Linked DNA regions of Homo sapiens: region 1 is linked to region 2. Evidence: chromatin contacts called from ENCODE Hi-C or POLR2A ChIA-PET data. All regions are on one chromosome and are shown on one strand. The core of a region is the stretch at or near the end of the contact, and the rest is flanking DNA. Distances in the headings are between cores, read along the strand shown. Region 1 overlaps UGP2 (UDP-glucose pyrophosphorylase 2). Region 2 has its middle 21 kb from the start of UGP2.

Region 1 (3,788 bases), core at 116-2,615, 41 kb before region 2:
GGAGGGACTGGCAATGTTCAAATAGTAGTATTACCACCTAAACCCACACTCTGATTTTCCTAATGAATTCAATTCTGTGGGACTGGACTGTCCTCTACTTTGGACACAAAGGCAGTAGTTAGAGACCCTGGTCCAACAATAAAACCGGGAGTCTATCAAATCAAATATGTAACTGCCATTAAAGTTCCATGTATTTGCTATTGCTATTTCTAAAGTGAAATTATAGACATGTAACCAGTATGGAATTAATAATCATGGGCTTGTTGTCAGTTCCTTTATCAGGTCCCCATTTCTGAAAGTCCTGTACACGAAGGAATGTGAAGGAAGGTAATCCCGAGGGAAATTCAAAAACTGTTCAATTCATCATGAAATCAAAAGTTGAAGCTTTGGCAATATTTGCTAAATTAGTATGTCTGCTTAGTGTCAGTATTTCTATATATTACTGTTTTAAAACTTTATGTCAAAGAAATGATGAGACTCTTTGGTATTCAGCCATGTCCTCAGAGCCATTTCTTTAAATGCCACTAATTCCTTTTTGTGGAATACTTTTTAGAATCTCATTTGTGTGTGTATCTCCACATACACACAAAACAAGTCTCTAATGGCTTTATCATTGGCTAGTTGCAGCTGGGAAATCTTCACATGCTCAAAGCAAATCATCCTATATGGCATACTATATCAGATGCTTGGCCAGATTGCCTCAAGATTTTTTTCTTTTAATGTGCAAACTTTAAATGCACAGTGTACTACGGTTCACCTTCAGAAAAAAAAATGCTATGTATCTGTACTCTGCACACATAAACTGTAACTTCCTCAGACTTCCTTATAAATAAACAATAGCTTTTAATGTTTTTTGTATTGATAGACTAAGAAAAAGTCTCAGCAATTTTATGGAACAAAACAAAAAATCCATTGGAGCTAAATACCACATTGATGCATGCTATTCTCTTCATGCCAATTCTCTACCCTATGACCCTACATAACTCCTCCCTGTTCACAAATATACCTTCACTCTTTTGATCCTATTAAATATTGAAATGAAAAAGTCGTTTTTTTGTTTTTTTTTTTTTTTTGAGACAGGATCTCACTCTGTTGCCCAGGCTGGAGTGCAGTGGTGATATCATAGCTTACTGTAGCCTCAAACTCCTGGGCTCAAGTGATCTTCCTACCTCAGCCTTCCAAGTAGCTGGGACTACAGGTAGATGCCACCATGCACAGCTAACTAAAAAAAAAAAATTTGTAGAGGTGAGGTCTATGTTGCCTGTGCTGGTAAAAAAGCCTTCTTTAGAGAATATTTTGTATAGAAATGAAAATACATCACCACCAGGGGTCAGTGCCAGCCATGTGACTTCAACAGGTTTTAAATTAGCGCTCAAGAGAACTCGTCAGCTCCAATACCTTCTTGAACAGGCCCCGTACTTCCTCGTAACTCTGATCTATTTCCCATCCCTGTCCATGCCCAACGTGTAAGCTTGGCCAAGACCAAGACACTCTCATAACCTCTCTGGAAAACAATGAAATGGTCAAATAAGCTACATATGCTGGCTTGTCCTTTCTTGCTCTAATTTAAAACATTAACCTTTATATATATATAAAAATTTTTTTACTTATGTAGTTAAATATCAAGATAATCTTATTATTACATTTAGTTAACATTTACAAAGAAGGAGCAGAGCATTATCCATAACGCTATAAACTGGGTTCTTATTAGCCATAATTCATAAAACATGAACTCAAAAGACTTCTCACAAAACATCTATGTACTCACTGAGAGCTAAAACAAAGCATTCAACACAAAAGGTAAGAACGAGTAAAACCTCACAATATAAAATTTCAATGCCTATCTATAAAATATGTCCTTCAATCTAGTATTTATGAAAAACTATTTTTATCTAAAAAGTGGTTAAGGCAGGAGGATCACTTGAGGCCAGGACTTTAAGACCAGCCTAGACAACATAGGGAGACCCTGTCTCTACAAAAAAAAAAAAAAAAAAAAAATTAGCTGGGCCTGGTGGCACAATGCCTGTAGTCCTGCCTACTCAGGAGGCTGAGGCAGGAGGATCCCTTGAGCCCAGGAGTTCGAGGCTGTAGTGAGCTATGACTGTGCCACTACCCTCCAGCCTGAGTGACAGAACAAGACCTCATCTCTAAAAGAAAATAAAAAATAAAGATAAAAATTAAAAGTGATCATCTGAAATGACAAAGGCATATGAGGTCAGTTTTCTGAGGGCCAAAGAAATAAAGAAAGCTACCAAAGATGTTCTGAAAATACATACACTAAAATGGGGTCAGTAAATAGGCTAGATAATAAGTATTTCAGGTTTTGTTACAAGCCATACTGTCTCCACTCCAACTATTCAACTCTGCCATTGTTGCAAAAAAGCAGTTATAGACAATACATAAATGAATGTGTGGGTGTGTTCCAATAAAACTTTACTTACAAACCAGGTGGCTGACTCTGCTAATTGTCAACTCATACACAAAAATATAGATCCACTGGTATGACAATGTTTATGTCACACCTTTGATATAAGGCTGACATGAGAAATGTTACTCTAAATGGCTGTTCTTCCACAGTAATTTCTTTTTACTTAGGAATATAAAATATTATTTGCATTTTTTTTAAAAAAAGACCTATGTTCACTTTTAAAAATTACATTTTGAAAGGAAAATTGATCTCTATAATAATCTCTAAGACCTGAGAAAGGAAACCTATGGGAAAGAGAAGAGTAGGACGAGGAGGCTAGAAGGAGGAATCCAAAAGAACCAAGGTGAACAAACATTAGCTCAAGATTTGTATTCTCAGAACTATCTGCAAAAGCTGGTAACATGCATATCGTATATAAAACACATTTGTGCCCTCAAGAAACTCATGACGTAGTTGAAGAGCAAACTTATTTTTTGCCTCTGCATTCCAAAATTTTCAAGATTAAGGGCATATGGGATTGCAAATACATTTTCTGAAGAAGCTTAAAACTTATGCTTCAAAATAAAGACACTTTTAATGAAGACTTACACTTTTATAAACAGAAAAAGACGGCATAAAATCATGTTACATCTAGAATTTATTTTATATTTCTATTCTTTTGTCCTATATCAATTCTGTATTACTATCAGTAACTATGGCTCACTACATGGGCATAGCCTCCTGAAAGAATTTATCAGAACTTTCCTGGGAATGGGGTAGGGTAGTACTGAACCGAAAAAATCCCATGATTCCTCTTCTCCTTCCTTCTCCACCCTCTGACCCCCACTTCAAGAATCCCTACTATATATCATGATCTCTCAAAGTACAAAAGATAGATTTCTCCACTGAAAAAAACTAATTCTTGAACCCTAAAATATATTGAACATAATAAATCTGCGTACCTTCCTTCAAGTAGGCTCTGTCTCCGAAAAGTTAAGTTTGTACAGTAGAAAACAAAAAATTCCCAGGTCTGCAAGCAAGAATTAAGACCAAAACCACTGTCAGGAACAGTGGTTCATGTCTGTAATCCCAGCATTTTGGGAGGCCAAGGCAGGTAGATTGCTCGAGCCCAGACGTTTGAGACCAGCCTGGGCAACATGGCGAAACCCCATCTCTACAAAAAAAATACAAAAATTAGCCAGACATGTTGGTAAATGCCTGTGGTCCCAGCTATCCAGGAGGCTGAGGTGGGAGGACACAAGCCCAGGGAAATAGAGGCTGCAATGAGCCTTGATCATGCCATTGTACTCCAGCTTGGGTGACAGAGTGAGACTGTCTAAAAAAAAAAAAGAAAAAAGAAAAAAGGAAACTACACTTCTAC
Region 2 (3,527 bases), core at 502-3,001:
TGTTTGACTCAATATTAGTCTCAAATTCTATTTTAAAATTGTTACATAAAACAAAACAGTCATTTTACATAATAATTTTAAAAACAGAGATAAAAAACAGGGAATAATTTTAAAAAACTGGGAGTAACTATTAATATTATTCCCCATATTTTCCCTTTGAAGTTCAGATTGATTGATTCACAAACCCCATCTCTTTTCTATTTTCTTTAATAAAACATTGAATTGTTTCACAGTATATCTCAACAATCGTAATCCCTCTTCCCTCACACAGAGGTGGTTCATATTTTAGTCTTATGTTAATTAGCTGAGTGACTGAAAAGGTGCTGAAAACCTATCCTTACTACTTAACTTCATACCTTAAGTGTGCGTTTGTGTGTGTATTTTTTTCTGAAATCCTTTGATATCCTCAATTTTGAGCTTTAAGCCTTTGAGTAGGGCCTATAGTTTTAGCTCATTTTCACTGACTGTTATCATTTTATGTAACAATTTTAAAATAGAATTTGAGACTAATATTGAGTCAAACATTGGAAACAGCAATAGACGGCCTGTTGTGACCACATCCTAACTAGATTTTTGTCTGAGGTAGTTCACCATGGTCCACTCTCTGTACTGTTGACACTGAAGTTGTTGTCAAAACACAAATCTGATCTTGTCACTCTGCTGCTTACAAAGCTTCCACGTCTCCCAGCCACCTACAGGTAAAATCAAAACTCCTTAGATGAGAAAAAGAACCTTTCACTATCTGGTCTCACCTAACTCTACCCTCCTCATTTGTACTACACTCAAAGGAACACAGGAGCTGTAGCCACGCAGTGATACTTGTAAATCTTAACAATTATTTTCCATGTCAGTGCTTTTGCACTTATTCTGTTATTTCCATTTAGATTGTCCTGCCCTTCTCTCCCTACTTCCTCACCCCAAATCTTAGTATCCTTCAAGAGCCAACCCAGAGTTCACCTTCTTAATGACACCTCCAAGTTCAGACTCCCTGGCAGAGTCAGTCACCTCCTCCTCTAGGGACTAGACAAATCATAGTCTAGTGGGTGAGAGAGACATGGAAACAAATAGTCAAACACATGGTCAGAAGAACTGTGAACTCCTCAAGGACAAGGACATCATCATTTATTCATGTCTGTGTCTCCAGTACCTACTAGTCACATGTCGAATTAAATGTAACTGAATCATGTGGAATGAATTTATAATTGCATTTTCACTTCTAAGAATATTGACTATGTAGATTTTCAAAAGCTATAGTCTCATAATTTGGCTTTAAAAAACAAACCACAAAATGGTTGCTAAAGTTTTAGAAATAAGTATATATACTATAGTTTTTAATAAATTTAAGTTAAATTTATATGGGATTTTTGTTTGTTGTTTTTTTTACTTTAAGGTTTGTGTAATTCCTAGAACCTAGGTAAATGCCTCAGAGTAATTTGAAAGCGTATAAAGCATAGAAATAATATTGGTATGGATAACTAAGATACAAATATTAAGTTTGTCCCCAAAAAACCACCGTTTCCTAAAAAGAACACACGTTTTTTTGCAGAGACCAAAATGCGGAAATATTTAATGAGGCATTGCAAAATATACAAGCCCCCGCTTCTAAGGGAGGCAAAGTCAAGGTTCAGACTGAACTTTGCTTAGCAACTTTGGAACCATGTGTTTAAAGAATGAGATAGGTTTGTCAAGACTGTCTGCCAAAGTACATCACAAGCTTAACATGTGCTTACTGCCTGCTCTCAAAAACGAGTCTCTGTGAGCCAGCCAGCTGCTAGCATTTGTGTTATCCTCTAGCTAGTTAGGTCTCAAACTGGGTTGCATCACTATTTCCCAAAAGAAGCTCCACAAGCTTTCTGTTGTCTCCTCTGTCTCTCAGATTACTAATCTGGTCTGTTTTATAAAATTCCTCAACTTTAACCTTAGAGCCATGATACAAAAATTTATCAATATGAAAATAAATATAAAATTTATAAACATTAAAATGTTCCTAACTAAACTATTCATTTTCCTGACAAACCTGTTCATCTCATGTACTGTTTCTGTTATGATGCAACCATCTTTGCAAACATCCACTTCAAAAAAGTTGAAGTCATAACAATGACAGTAACATTTATTAAGTACTCTTAATGTCCCAGACATCATGCTTTTATCTCCCTTAATTCTCACAGAAGAAGTTTTTGGGAAGAAAATGAACACATGTTCCTGATCTCTCTCTTCCCACAGTTCCTTACTGGAGCAACTCAGGGACTAAAAGCAACTGCCAGAGTCCCTTGGAAGTAATCCATGCTTCTGAGAAAATCTGTGAGCTCTCATAGGAGAGGGTAAATGAGCGACATATGAAGTCTGTAGCTCAGGAAGGCTGACCCCTGTCTAAGAGGAAAAGGGGGCCTGCATAGGTAGATAGAGTCACTCTCTTGCCAAGTGTCTGTGAAAACTGTCTCCTTTGTACTTGGAGAGCCTGAGAGCAAAGAAGCTCCTTCCTCTCTCTTTTAAGTGAAGGGGACCCAGTTTACCAACTTTTCTGACATTGGGCTAGAATAGAGGTTCTAGAAATACTGTGCCTGGACCAGAAGCAACAGTATCACCCGGGAACTTACTAGAACTTGTTAAATAAATGCAAATTCTCATGTCTTACTGCATGTCTATGAATTAAAACTCCGAAAGTGGAGCCCAGCAAGCTGTATTTTAATACAAGTCCTCCAGGAGATTGTGATAAACACTCATGTTTGAGAACCACTGGGCTTGCAGAGCAGAAAGCTTAATATCCTCCACCTGCTGGTTTATGACTATTAGGGAAACCCAAGCCACCTGACCTGTAAACGTGCTGAGGAACTCACAGCCATTAGTAAAGCACAGGAAATAACAATGCAGGTAATAACTTTAGTAAATTGAGGGAGATCCCTCAGCTGATCAATCAGAAAAGGTCACAGAAAAATAATCAGACAGATCAAAATTTTAATCCTAATAACAGCCCTGTTAGTTCCCCTGATAAAAATTGAGGCTTAGACAGGTTAAATAACTTGTTCAAGGTCACACTACTAATAAATAACCAAGATTTGAACCCAGAGCTGCTTTGCCCTCCATATCCTAATTAAGTCATAATTAAGTGTACCTCAGCTGTTTCTGTACAATCTTTTTTAAAACCTTGATTTAAACTGTGATATATGGAGAAAACATATATAAGAGTGCATATATCTATGTGTGTATATTATATATATGTGTGTATACATCTATTTATAGTAAATATATATCAAGAGACGTTTGTATTTATGTATATTTATATGTGTTATTGTTACACAGCCAGCACCCATATAATCGCCACCACTTAGGGCAAAATAGAACATTGCAGCCCCAGAAGCTCATATATGCCTTTCTCTTCCTCCTGGAAGTAACCATTAATTTGACCCTTGTGATAATTGTTTAATCACTTTTTCTTACTAAATCACCTCTATAAGGATTCTCAAGCAACATAGTTTGGTGGGTTTTTTCCCCTGTTTAGCACCTTATGTGAAAGGAATCATACTTTT

Evidence for each region. Hi-C counts contacts between places; a loop is a spot of excess contacts on that map. ChIA-PET counts read pairs that join two places held with the same protein, here RNA polymerase II (POLR2A).
Region 1: a map with no recorded cell type shows a loop between it and region 2 (2.9-fold over the local background). The contact joins two enhancer-like sites. A Hi-C loop is called at or near these places in 3 of 168 maps with a recorded cell type or tissue (CD8-positive, alpha-beta T cell, Caco-2 and posterior vena cava) and 1 of 37 single-sample maps with no recorded cell type. POLR2A ChIA-PET finds 5 or more read pairs at or near these places in 9 of 52 experiments (BJ, H1, HEK293 and 6 more).

Annotation. Positions count from the first base shown.
Region 1 is chr2:63,858,973-63,862,760 of GRCh38, reverse strand. All of the region lies in intron 3 of UGP2 (UDP-glucose pyrophosphorylase 2), which reads right to left. Among named protein-coding and RNA genes, the nearest start is that of UGP2, 19 kb to the right of the region's middle. Within about 2 kb of position 1,365, at least 8 of the 41 ENCODE cell types and tissues checked have a DNase peak (open chromatin) inside an H3K27ac peak, as active enhancers do.
Region 2 is chr2:63,818,700-63,822,226 of GRCh38, reverse strand. It overlaps a transcript of WDPCP not described here. Among named protein-coding and RNA genes, the nearest start is that of UGP2, 21 kb to the left of the region's middle. Within about 2 kb of position 1,751, at least 11 of the 41 ENCODE cell types and tissues checked have a DNase peak (open chromatin) inside an H3K27ac peak, as active enhancers do.